Linked DNA regions of Homo sapiens: region 1 is linked to region 2. Evidence: chromatin contacts called from ENCODE Hi-C or POLR2A ChIA-PET data. All regions are on one chromosome and are shown on one strand. The core of a region is the stretch at or near the end of the contact, and the rest is flanking DNA. Distances in the headings are between cores, read along the strand shown. Region 1 holds the start of AVPI1 (arginine vasopressin induced 1). Region 2 has its middle 22 kb from the start of PIK3AP1.

Region 1 (6,799 bases), core at 164-2,663, 950 kb after region 2:
CCTTTCCCCAGACCAGTTCTCATATATGACCTGGAAATAAACTGCTACTAGATCTAGGGATAACCCTTTCAAGATTTCTAGAACCCTGAATTCTGGCTGTGCTGCTAACTGGGTGACCTTGGATAAGTCTCAGTTTCCCCTGCCACAAGTTGCTCGTCATCAAAATAGTATAAGGCCAGGCCTGGTGGCTCACGCCTGTAATCCCAGCACTTTGGGAGGCTGAGGTGGGAGGATTGCTTGAGCCCAGGAGTTCCAGACCAGCCTGGTCAACATAGCAAGACTGCCTCTATAAAATTTTAAATAAGCTTTTTAAAATAAATGGTGAGTATAAATAACTCTTAACAGGAAAAGGGAGATTAAGTTTGTGACGGCATTCCTTCTAGTACCTGGTATACCACAGACATTCTATGCATGCTGGTTGAATGAATAAATGATGAAGGGAAAGGCTGTTTGACTACCAGGGGCTATAGAATCATTGTCATTTTCATCATCACAGCCATCAACAAATCTGTGTACTTTTAAATCATAGCTTTATGATTAAAATCATAGAGGCAGCTTGTTCAGTGTCAAGCGCAGAACAGAGCACGTTCAGATGGGTGCTTTCTTTCCTCCTCACTTAAGGTGGCACTATTGTTATACCCATTTTACAGATGAGAAAGCTACACCCAAAGTCACACAGCTGGCAGGTGATGGAAGCTGGGACATGAACCCAGGCAGTCTGACCCCAGCACCCGGGCTCTCAAGCCACTGTTATTTTTGTTCCTGCCAGATGGCTGAGGAGGTCTTCTGGGGAAGGTCGGTCCCAGAAGCCTTTCGGAGGCTATCTGCTTCTGTAGATTGTGGAAGGAGCAGGGAGGGATCCAAAGTCAGGACTCCCAAGCTAGCCTCTGTACCCTCTGCACTCCACTGCCCGGTGGAGAATTGGAGCAGGTACTCACCACACTGAAGGGCAGCTCCGACAGACCTCAAATGGGGATGGGGCAAGCTAAGATGCGCCCACTCCAACCTCTTCCACAGCCTTCAGAAAGGGCAGGCGCAGCTCTGCGAAGGTGCTTACAAGGGCCAGTCGGTGATCACGGGCAGCACAAGAGCATGGCAGAGGGTATCCTGGCCGAGGTCCTAAGGCGACATCTGCAGCACGAGGAGGCCCCGGGACTCAGACGTGGCCGCTTCGCAGAACGACGGGGTCCTAAGTGGATCTGGCGGTCGCGTCCCGCTGGCACCCCGGCTCTGACTGTCGCCCTCCGGCTCCCACCGCAGCGCCGAGCTGGGCCGCCGACCTACGTACCTGGTTGCTTGAGGCAGGCCGCACGCAGCCCCAAACTGGTCCGGGCCACTTGGGTCACAGCCGCGGTTCCCGGGAGAAAGCGCTCCCTAGCCCCGGAACAGCCAATCCTCGGCCCTAGCCAGGTATGAGCTCCCAGGCGAGCCTTCCAAACCCAAGGCGGAGTTCCGTGCGCCAATCATCGGTGGGAGACAGGGAGGGGGCGTGTCCATCCCCGCCCCCCGCCTCCGCTGGCCTCGAAAGCGGAGTGCGAAGCTTCCTCAAACCTAATCGGCGGCGGAGCGGCGGTGAGGGGGCGTGTCTGCCCGGGCCCTGCCCACCGCCCTCTCCGCCCCCGCGCGGCGCCCGAGGCGCCCCCTTCATTGACGTCAGTCCCCAGGGCCAGCGCGGTTTTGCTGGCGCGGGAGCTGGGCGGGGCTGCATTCCTGCCCCAGGGTGCGGCGAAAGCTGGCCCTGCCGGGTACACGTGACGGATGCCCCTTCTCCTGGGCCCGAGGCCAGCGCGCGCGGCACTGACTGCCTTGCAGCGCGTGGCCCTCTGCAGATCCTCAGACTCTGCCGCTCAAGTCCCCTCCCAGCCCACCGTTTGGCTCCGGCTTTGAGGGAGAGGAGGGGGCAGTCTGCTGGAGTCAGACCTTGGGCTTCAAAGCCAGAATGTCGTGGGTTCAAATATTGGGTCATTTGTGCGACTTTGGGCCGGTTACCTAAACAAGACCGTATTTTAAAGTTTGTATGCATTCGGAAATGTTCATTAGTGACCTATGCTGTCCGAGTTCCTTGATAGGCCGTAAACAAGAGAGACGGAAAGACCTATAGCCCTTGTCCTGGGGAGTCTACAGCCTAGTAAGGGAGGCAGGCATTAAACAACCTAAAACATGGAGTATGTGATTACAGTTGTGATCAATGTTATGGCTATAAGAGGATAAATATGGAGGAACCTAAGCTTCCTCTGGGAGGTTCAGGAGGGCTGAAGAAGCAGCATTTAAGCTGAGATATAAAGAAGGAGTTGAAACTGGTCAAATGAAGAGGAGTGGATCTGGGGAGACTGCTTTAAGGAAAGAGGGAAAGGCATTTGGTTGGGCCAGGAGGTAGCTTGGCTCCGGAGGAATTAAATGCGACCCGGAGTAAGGCTAGCAAGAGAGAGCACGGTGGGAAGTAGAAGGCAGAGGCAGGCAGAGAAGGTTGCATGTGATCCTTGGAGGGGTTTAAACAAGGAATGGCATTATATGTACTGTGTTTATGTAACGGGCATTTTATAGTACTTACCACGTACCAGTAGTGTCAGTCAGCACTTTGCAAATTTCATCATCATGACAAGTTTGTGTTTTTAGAAGGTCACTCTGGCTGCAGTTTGGAACTTGGATTGGAGGGGGCAGGAGTGGAGGCAGGGTGTCCAGTAGGCCTCTGATAAATGCTTGTTTTGTCCTTGGAAGATGAAGTGTTTGTGCACTTGTTCAGCAATGCTCAGGAAAGGCTCCTGGGTCTCCCTGACTTCCTTTTTACTTCATAGCTGACCTCTTATCCATTTAAGCTTGATTTTTCTTCTGTAAAAGTTGTGGGTGGGAAGGGGAAGAGCCAGCACATGGGGCTTTGTGAATTCCTTGTTGCAGCGTGAAGGGGATGCTTGGGAGCTATTTGTCCTCACCCCATGATCTCCAGTTCCTCTCTCTGTCCTTCTGCACAAAAACAGCGTAAGTGTTGTTGTGCTGTGGCTAAAAGGGTTTTTTGTTTTGTATTTTTGAGACAGAGTCTCACTCTGTTGCCCAAGCTGGTGTGCAGTGGCACCATCTCAGTTCACTGCATCTTCTGCCCCCTGGGTTCAAGCGATTCTCCTGCCTTAGCCTCCCGAGTAGCTGAGACTACAGGCACGTACCACCACACCTGGCTAATTTTTGTATTTTTTAGTAGAGATGCAGTTTCACCATGTTGGCCAGACCGGTCTTGAACTCCTGACCTCAGGTAATCCACCTGCCTCGGCCTCCCAAAGTGCTGGGATTACAGGCGTAAGCCACCATGCCCGGCCGCTAAAAGGTTTTTTTGTTTGTTTGTTTGCTTTTTTTGAGACGGAGGCGCACTCTGTCGTCAGGCTGGAATGCAGTGGCACGATCTCGGCTCACCGCAACCTCTGCCTCCCGGGTTCAAGCGATTCTCCTGCCTCAGCCTCCCGAGTAGCTGGGATTATACGTGCAGGCCACCATGCCCGGCTAATTTTTGTATTTTTAGTAGAGATGGGGTTTCACCATGTTGGCCAGGATGGTCTCGATCAATTGACCTCGTGATCCTCCGGCCTCAGCCTCCCAAAGTGCTGGGATTACAGGCGTGAGCCACAGCGCCCGGCCCGTTAAAAAGGTTTTTACAGTGGCTTCTCTTCACTTTTCCTCAAGCCCTGGGGAACTGTTGAAAAGAACAAAGAAATCAGCGATGTTCGTCTCCAGTGGAAAGTATTGGTGCAGAGACTTTCAGCCAACTACTTTGCTAAGGAGGGGACTGTGCAGGCTCCTAAACCAAAGGCTGAGCTTCTGAGCCAGTGACTCCCACTGGCCCATTCTAACCAATGGGGAAGCCAGACTCTTGGCATATCAGTGCTGGGTGAACCTAGGAACTCTGATGCCATGAGCTTAGATGAGCATCCCGAGGTAGGAATTGGGAACTTGTGGTTTCTGGCTCAGATGTGACTAAGGCTGGGTGGAGCGTATCTGGTATCTCCAAACATTTTTGCAGGCATGTGACCATGTGCTTACCACACAATGGAACCATTTCTGTTGTTACAGCTTTGTGATTCAATACTTCTGGCGAGAAGGTGGGGCACTCCACAGTTGTGTGGGCCATGTAAGCCTCACCAGAAGTGGAGTAACATCTGAGACCCACAGAATGGTGCTGGAGACAGTAATCACCCCGGACGGGGCCCTGTTTAGAGAAAGTCAACTCTGGGGAATGGAAACCTCATGAAATTCAGGCCCAAACTTGAGTTTACCCAGGGGCCTAGATTAAAGTGAGTTTAGTGAGGAACTCCCTTCAGGCATAAAATTTAAGAGGGCACCAAAAAATTCAGGAAACCCAAGATAAATAATATCTTAACACAATATTTTTAAAAATCGAAATTAATGCAAAAAATCCATGATGAACAGAATATCAACATTTAAAATATAGGCAGACTATTGTTTATGACCTTGCATTATTTTGCAATGGGAACAGTCATTACCAATCAGCCCATGGTTCCCAGGCAGACTGCCACTGCGTGTCCTGACAAGTGGCTTTATGAGAGTTGACAATAACATGTGAACAGATTGAATAACATGGAACTTTATATGTAGTCTTTTTTTTATTGGAATGCTTTTATCCACTTGTTCTATTTGGTTCAAAATATGGAAGGTAAGTGCATATAGGACATATATTTTTTCTTTTGTCTTGGGCTCGAATATGGTTCAACTCAGTACTGGTTTTTACCCTCAAAGGAAGTAAAGTCTAGGAAGGGGGTTCTAGCTGTTTTACCTTAAGCAAATGACTTAATTCCTCTGCCTATTTTCTTGTCTTTTTTTTTCTTTTTTTTGAGACAGAGTCTTGCTCTGTCACCAGGCTGGAGTATAGTGGCCCAATCTCAGCTCACTTCAACCTCTGCCTCCCGGATTCAAGTGATTCTCCTGCCTCAGCCTCCTGAGTAGCTGGGACTACAGGCGTGTGCCACCACGCCCAGCTAATTTTTGTATTTTTAGTACAGACAGGGTTTCACCATGTTGGCCAGGATGGTCTCTATCTCTTGACCTCGTGATCTCTCTGCCTCGGCCTCCCAAAGTGCTGGGATTACAGACGTGAGCCACCCAACCTGGCCTCTTTTTCTTGTCTTTAAAATGAGAATAATCACACCACTTTTCAGTGTTGCTGTGAAGATGAATTGAGGTACTGTAGGCTGAGTTCTTAATATACACCTTGCTATAGACACTAAACCAGCATTGGACTCCTTCCCTCTTTCTATCCTGCAGGAATGGTTCAAGCAGCTGGACAGTTATGGTTCCCTAATGGGGCTGACACTTATTCCCATGGGTTTCTTATTGCTATTTGTCCTGTTCTGGGCAAAGCAGAGAGAACTTTTACACTCAACTGACATGCAACAGTGCAACTTTTGAATTAACTCTGATTTTCTTGATAAATAATCATGGGCATTCTAAACTTTTTAAGAAAGCCCCTTCTGCTTATGACATTACACAAGGCAGCTAGACTATAGCCCTCTTCTATCAAGTGACAATCTGGACAGGCGAAAAATAGCAAAGTCCTTATAGAAAAATGGTACAAGCTGGGCGCCGTGGCTCACGCCTGTAATCCCAGCACTTTGGGAGGCTGAGGCGGGTAGATCACAAGGTCAGCAGTTCGAGAACAGCCTGACCAACATGGTGAAATGCCATCTCTACTAAAAATACAAAAAAATTAGCTGGGCGTGGTGATGGGCGCCTGTAGTCCCAGCTACTTGGGAGACTGAGGCAGGAGAATCGCTTGAAACTGGAAGGTGGAGGTTGTAGTGAGCCGAGATTGTGCCACTGCACTCTAGCCTGGGCAACGAGAGCAAAACCCTGTCTCAAAAAAAAAAAAAAAAAAAAAAGAAAAGAAAAGAAAAAAGAAAAATGGTACATTATAGAAGCACTAAAAAAGTACACTATTCATGTAGATTAGAATTAAAGGTCAGTATTGTATTAGCCTGCTGTAACAAAATACCGTAGACTGGGTGGCTTAAACAACATTTATTTTCTCACAGCTTTGAAGGCTGGGAAGTCCAAACTTAAGATGCCAGCCAATTCCATTTCTGGTGAAGGCTCTCTTCTTGGCTTGTAGATGGCCACCTTCTCACTGTGTTCTCACATGCTGAAAGAGAGACAGAGAGAGCATTTGTGAGTAAGCTCTGGGGTCTCTTCTCTTCTCACAAGGACATTCATCCTTATCTTTTTTTTTTTTTTTCTTTTTGAGACAGAGTCTTGCTCTGTTGCCTAGCCTAGAGTGTAGTGGTGAGATCTCGGCCACTGCAACCTCTGCCTCCCCGGTTCAAGTGATTCTCCTGCCTCAGCCTCCCAAGTAGCTGCGATTACAGGTGCGTGCCACTATGCCCTGCGAATTTTGTATTTTTAGTAGAGACAGGGTTTCACCATGTTGGCCAGGCTGGTCTTGAACTCCTTTCCTCAAGTGATCCGCCCGCCCCCACCTCCCAAATTGCTGAGATTACAGGTGTGAGCCACCGTGCCTGGCCAAGGACAGTAATCCTATTGAATCAGGGCTTCACCCTTACGACCTCGTTTAATCTTAATTACTTCCTTGTTCCCAGTGGAGTCACACTGGAGGTTAGGGCTTCAACATATGAATCTTGAGGGACCACAATTCAATCCATAGCTAGTATGAACTCATGGTTTTAAAGATATTGATAAATAGATACAAAAATAAATATAGCTGGGTGCAGTGGCTTGCGTCTGTAATCCCAGCCACTCAGGAGGCTCAGGTGGGAGGATTGCTTGAGCCCAGGAGTTTGAGGCT
Region 2 (6,186 bases), core at 133-2,632:
AGAGAGAGAGGGAGGGAGGGAGGGAAAGAAAGAGAGAGAGAGAGGGGAGGGGAGGGAAGGGAAAGGAAGGGAAGGGAAGGAGGGAGGGAGGAAGGAAGGAAGAAAGAAAGAGAGAAAGAAAGAAAGAAATTATGTTTTTGAGACGGAGTCTCACTCTTGTTGCCCAGGCTGGAGTGCAATGGCGCGATCTTGGCTCACTGCAGCCTCCGCCTCCCGGGTTCAAGCGATTCTCCTGCCTCAGCCTCCCCAGTAGCTGGTATTACAGGCATGTGCCACCACACCCGGCTAATTTTTGTACTTTTAGTAGAGATGGGGTTTCGCCATGTTGGCCAGGCTGGTCTTGAACTCCTGACCTCAGGTGATCTGCCTGCCTCGGCCTCCCAAAGTGTTGGGATTACAGGCGTGAGCCACCACACCCAGCCAAAATAATATTTTTAAAATTAAGATAATTCTATCTACAAATGCAGAAAAGACTCCTGTTTTAGCTGTAGACTGCCTTGGTCCAGGGTACCGCAAAGCCTAGTTTAAGAGTCACTGCCAGGTCACACGTCATAGGTCCGTCACACACACTCAGCAGCCCTTCCACCGAGGCAGCCCTGACCTTCTGTTGAGCCTTGCCCCTTGGGCCGTCCTAGGCCTCCAAGAGCTGGCCATATGGGTAGGCCCAGATTCTCATGGGGGTCCTCCTACGCATGGTAAGTGGGAAAGAAATCAGCTTTCTCTCCTGGGCAGCTCATGGACTTTGCTGGGGGATGAGGGCTCCTCTGTGAACTGTGAGGGAGCTGTTGCCTCCTGAACCCTTCCCTGGAGGGTCTCCTTCCTCTGGGACTCTCTCGCCTCTGTGTCCCTTCACTAGCAATTGGTCTTGGGTCCTGACAACAGGGATCAGGGCTTGGGGCTATAGATTTTGTGTGTACATGATGTCTTCCTCATCTGGCATTTTCTACCTTCCAATGTCCTTAAAGTCCACATATGACTTGCCTAATCCAAAGCTCCTTTTCTATTTAGAATTTCTGCAAGCCTTTCCCACCCCTTCTTCTGTAACCTCCATTAGCTTAGGCACACTTCCCTTTCCCAGGTTGGCCAGCCCTCTGGCAGAAGTCCCTCAACCATCAGCCAATCCGAGTCTGGCAAGGCTCATGATTTAAAATAAATATATACATAGACATAGATGATGTAGATATAGCCACAGGTCCTTCTATTAGTGCTTGTTTTTCATCATTCTAAGGAATCCTCAACCACATAGACAGTTGACTAGAAGACCTCACACATGTGCATTGAAATTTCCTCCTGGATATGTCACCTCCCTCAAATTGTTCAAGCTCCCAAGAAGCTGTACAGGAAAGGGTCCCGGGTTTCAGGGTTGGAGAACTCAGCAGGGCGTCCCACGGATGTTTCGACACTTCCCGTTCCCCTTCTGGGCCCTGCGCCTGCCCTGAGCTGCAAAGTCGCCCAGAACAGCCACCTCTCCCTGCCTCACTGACTGCAGCTCTGCCCAGCAACATCTCCTTCCTGACTCATGAGGCAGCTCACTCCCTAAAAACCTCCCCTAAACCCCCTCCGTGTCCCTGCAGGGTCCTTCTTCCCCCATTTCCCCTGTCCACACACACTTCTCTCACTTGTCCCCACATTCTATTTATTTTTCAGTTTATTGTGGTTACTGATTTACCTTTTTTTTAATTTTAATTTTATTTATTTATTTTTGAGACAGAGTCTCGCTCTGTCACCCAGGCTGGAGCGCAGTGGTGCGATCTCAGCTCACTGCAACCTCTGCCACCTGGGTTCAAGCAATTCTCCTGCCTCAGCCTCTTGAGTAGCTGAGACTACAGGCGCCCACGACGACACCCAGCTAATTTTTGTATTTTTAGTAGAGACAGAATTTCATCATGTTGGCCAGGCTGGTCTCAAACTCCTGACCTCAGGTGATCCACCCACCTCAGCCTCTCAAAGTGTTGGGATTACAGGCGTGAGCTACAACGCCTGATTCCCTTATTTTTTTTCTTTAGAGAAATAAGGTATTGCTCTCTCGCCCAGGCTGTAGTACAGTGATGCAATCACAGCTCACTGCCACCTCAAAATCTTGGGCTCAAGCCATCTTCCTGCCTCAGCCTCCCGAGTAGCCGGGACTACAGACACATACCAACATGCCAAGCTAACTCAGTTCATTTTTGGTAGAGACCGGGTCTGGCTATATTGCCCAGGCTGGTCTTGAACTCCTGGCCTCAAGCAATCCTCCCACCTCAGCCTCTCAAAATGCTGGGATTACAGGCAGAATGCACCATGTCTGGCCTTGTTTTACTTTTTAATGTAAAACTAATATATATTTATCATGAAAGAGGAGGGACTGGGCACGGTGGCTCATGCCTGTAATACCAGCACTTTGGGAGGCTGAGGCGGGCAGATCACAAGGTCAGGAGTTCAAGGCCAGCCTGGACAATATGATGAAACCCTGTCTCTACTAAAAATACAAAAAGTATCTGGGCATGGTGGCGCGCACCTGTAGTCCCAGCTACTCCAGAGGCTGAGGTGGGCGAATTGCTTGAACCCAGAAGGCAGAGGTTGCAGTGAGCCGAGATCACGCCACTGCACTCTAGCCTGGGCGACAGAGCAAGACTCCATCTCAAAAAAGAAAGGGGAGGGGAGGGGGAGAGAGAGAGAGAGAGGAAAGGGAGGGGAGGGGAGGGGAGGTAAAGCAAGCCCTAGATGAGGAATTAACTAGTTCTGGATATGGACTGTGTTGGTGGGACCAACTTAAAGACAGAAGAAAAAGAATAGAAAAACCCGCTCCATCTCCTTTAGTGTTCCCTGCCTCCCCAGAAAAATATACTTTCTTAAAGGTGCAAATGAAAATTGTGAACCCAATGCTGGCTATGATCTTTTTGAGGTCCACTGAGCAACGCAATATTCTCCTTGGGTTAAATTTGTGTTACATTTATCTGAATCGATTGAAATTCAAGAAACTATAGGCAAAAAAGTATTTAATACTCAGTGCAGAAAAATTAAAACAGCAAAGTCAAAAGGCAAAAATAAAAATAAAAATAAGCCGCAGTCTCCTCAGTGAGCAGCAGCACCGTAACAAGACAATGCATTCAGGCTTTCCTGATGCTTCTATATAAACAGGTCGACAGTCTCTCATCTGTAATTCCCCCAGGCAAAAATCCCTGGAACCACAAGGTTGTTTTGTTTTTGTGTTTGTTTTCCAAGTTTGTAGTGAATTTATTTGGCTGCACCACCTGATCCAAACTGATGTGGTGCTATTTATATTCTTCAGTTATCTCACTTAATGTGAATACTCGTATGTTTCACTGCAGAAATATTAATGAATTTGGCTGTCGTGAGTTGCTACTTCAAGCACACTAAGGATGTTCCATAATTATACACCTTTGTAAAATCTGAAAAAGTTTGAATCACAAAATACATTGACCCCCAAGGGTCAGAACAGTGGACCTGAATACTTAAAAGAAGCGATGATAGTGCTCACTGCGGCAGCCCATATACTAAAATTGGGACAATACAGAGAAGATTGGCATGGCCCCTGTGCAAGGATGACATGCAAATTCACGAAGCATTCCATATTAAAAAAAAAATTGTTTTAGGCCGGGCACGGTGGCTCATGCCTGTAATCCCAGCACTTTGGGAGGCCGAGGCGGGCCGATCACTTGAGGTCAGGAGTTTGAGACCCACCTGATCAACATGGTGAAACCCTGTCTCTACTAAAAATACAAAAATTAGCTGGGCGTGGTGGCGGGCCCCTGTAATCCCAGCTACTCGAGAGGCTGAGGCAGGAGAATCTCTTGAACCCGGGAGGTGGAGGTTGCAGTGAGCCAAGATCACACCATCGCACTCCAGCCTGGGCAACAAGAGTGAAACTTCATCTCAAAAATAAAATAAGATACAAAAATTAGCTGGGCATGGGGTCATGCACCTATAGTCCCAGCTACTTGGGAGGCTGAGGCTCGAGAATCACTTGAACCTGGGAGGTGGAGGTTGCAGTGAACCGAGATTGCACCACTGCATTCCAGCCTGGGTGACAGAGCAAGACTCTGTCTAAACATAAATAAATAAAATAAAAATGTTAAGAATTAAAAAAAAATAAGTGATGATAAAACAGTGATGCTGTACAGCATCTACATGTTCTAGGTACTGCCAAGCACTTTGCATATATTAATCAAATGCTTGTAACAATTCTATAGGGTAACTACTATTACCTTCATCTGCATTTTACATATGAGGAACAGGATTACATTGTACCTACTGTTTCACGCTTGCTTTCTGCACTTAATATGTCTTGAACATATTTCAATTGAGTGAACATTCATCCACAGCACTGTGGCTGCATCATGCCCTGTTGTGCGGCTGTGCTATCATTTCACCTGTCCTCTGGTACTGGACACTTAGGTTGCTTCCATACCCTTTCTTTTTGGTGCATTTCTCTGTGAGACCCTTCAGTAGAGGCTTGTGAGTCATCCCTCTCAAACCTTTGATCATGAGAAAACAGCACACCCCAGTGGCTATTGGCTCCTTGAGAGGAAGCTATATCTTCCTACCTCTTGACCATTTCCCTTTTATTTTTTATTTTTTCCTATTCTAACAGAAATGTGCTCGTTCTTTGTATATCTCTGTCTAATCTCCCAGCATCTGAGAGATCCATTTTGCCATTGCTGGGGCAGGATCTGAGATGGCCGGCATCCCTCACTTCAGGCAACACGGCCTCTTTGGTTTCCTACCCTGATGTCCTGTCGGTTCTACTGACCTACTTCCCTCTCTGTGTGACTTGGTTTCAGAAGGTTAGTATGTCGTCGGTGTGAGGTCTGCATCCCTATTGTCTGATGCTACATATTTAGTTGAATGGGTCCTCTCTTGATGTCTTTTAATCTTGGTTCTTTTCCCAGAGTTGCCACTAAAATTGTCCCATGCCACTTGTATTAGTTCCCCGTGGCTGCTGTGACACATTACCACAAATTTCATGGCTTAAAACTACACAATTTTTTTTTTAAATTTTCAGATAAGGCTTCACTCTGTCACCCAAGCTGGAATGCAGTGGTGCAGTCTTGGCTTACTGTAACCTCTGCCCCCCAGACTCAAAGTGATCCTCCCACCTGAGCCTCCCAAGTAGCTGGGACTACAAGCGCATGTCACCATATCCGGCTAATTTTGGGGGGATTTTTTTTGTAGAAATAGGGTTTCGCCATGTTGCCCAGGCTGGTCTGAAACTCCTAGGCTCAAGCAATCTGCCCACCTCAGCCTCCCAAAGTGCTGGGATTATAGACATGAGCCACCAGGCCTGAACCAGATGTTTATTCTTTCACAATTCAGGAGGCCAAAAGTCTGGAATCAAGGTGTCAGCAGGACGGCACTCCCTCTGAAGACATGGAGGACAATCCTTCATTGCTCCTTCCAGCTTCTGGTGGCTCCAGGAGTTCCTTGGCTTGTGGCTGCATAACTCAGATCTCTGCCTCCCTCCTCATATCACCTCTTTTCCCCAGGTCTCTCTTCTATGTCTCTTATAAGAACACTTGTCATTGGATTTAGGGTCCATCCAGATAATCCAGGATGGCCTGGGCGTGGTGGTTCATGCCTGTAATCCCAGCACTTTGGGAGGCCAAGGCAGGCAGATCACCTGAGATCAGGAGTTCGAGACCAGCCTGGTCAACATGGTGAAACCCTGTCTCTACTAAAATTAAAAAAAAAAAAAAATACAAAAATTAGCCAAGTGTGGTGGCACACACCTGTAATCCCAGCTACTCCGGAGGCTGAGGCAAGAGAATCACTTGAACCTGGAGGCGGAGGCTGCAGTAAGCTGAGGTCGTGCCACTGCACTCCAGCCTGGGTGACAAGAGCAAGACTCAATCTCAAAACAAAACAAAAAAAAAACCCAACAGATAATCCAGGATGATCTCACCTTGGGATTATATCTGCAAAGACCCTTTTTCCAAATAACGTCACATTCACGGGTTCCAGGGGTTAAGATGTGGGCCACGTTTTTGGGAGCCACCATTCAACCCACAATAATATCACTCTTCCCAAGTCTAGGGATTCGTTTTTTCCCCTTCACACTCTCCAGGTGGGACCTCTCGCTCTCTCACTTCCCATCCAGGACAGCCTATCCCCCTAGGAGATCTGTCAGTGGATCTGTGTGGAGTTAGACTATGGGTATGAGAAAAATGGTTTCTTTCTTCTGCTGAA

Evidence for each region. A loop is a pair of places that touch in the nucleus more often than their neighbours do. ChIA-PET counts read pairs that join two places held with the same protein, here RNA polymerase II (POLR2A).
Region 1: a loop to region 2 is called in a map of CD14-positive monocyte, with 5 times the contacts of the local background. The contact joins the promoter of AVPI1 here to the enhancer-like site in region 2. A Hi-C loop is called at or near these places in 1 of 168 maps with a recorded cell type or tissue (CD14-positive monocyte). POLR2A ChIA-PET finds 5 or more read pairs at or near these places in 1 of 52 experiments (GM10248).

The regions. Positions count from the first base shown.
Region 1 is chr10:97,685,828-97,692,626 of GRCh38, forward strand. It overlaps AVPI1 (arginine vasopressin induced 1), which reads right to left and starts at 1,414. Exons shown (of 3, transcript NM_021732.3): 1 at 939-1,414. RefSeq lists enhancers at 551-1,504, 1,238-2,437, 1,505-2,458 and a silencer at 1,401-1,780.
Region 2 is chr10:96,739,694-96,745,879 of GRCh38, forward strand. It overlaps the pseudogene RNU6-1274P. Among named protein-coding and RNA genes, the nearest start is that of PIK3AP1, 22 kb to the left of the region's middle. RefSeq lists enhancers at 1,505-1,574, 4,397-4,446. Within about 2 kb of position 1,383, at least 10 of the 41 ENCODE cell types and tissues checked have a DNase peak (open chromatin) inside an H3K27ac peak, as active enhancers do; they include CD14-positive monocyte, where a contact is called at or near this core.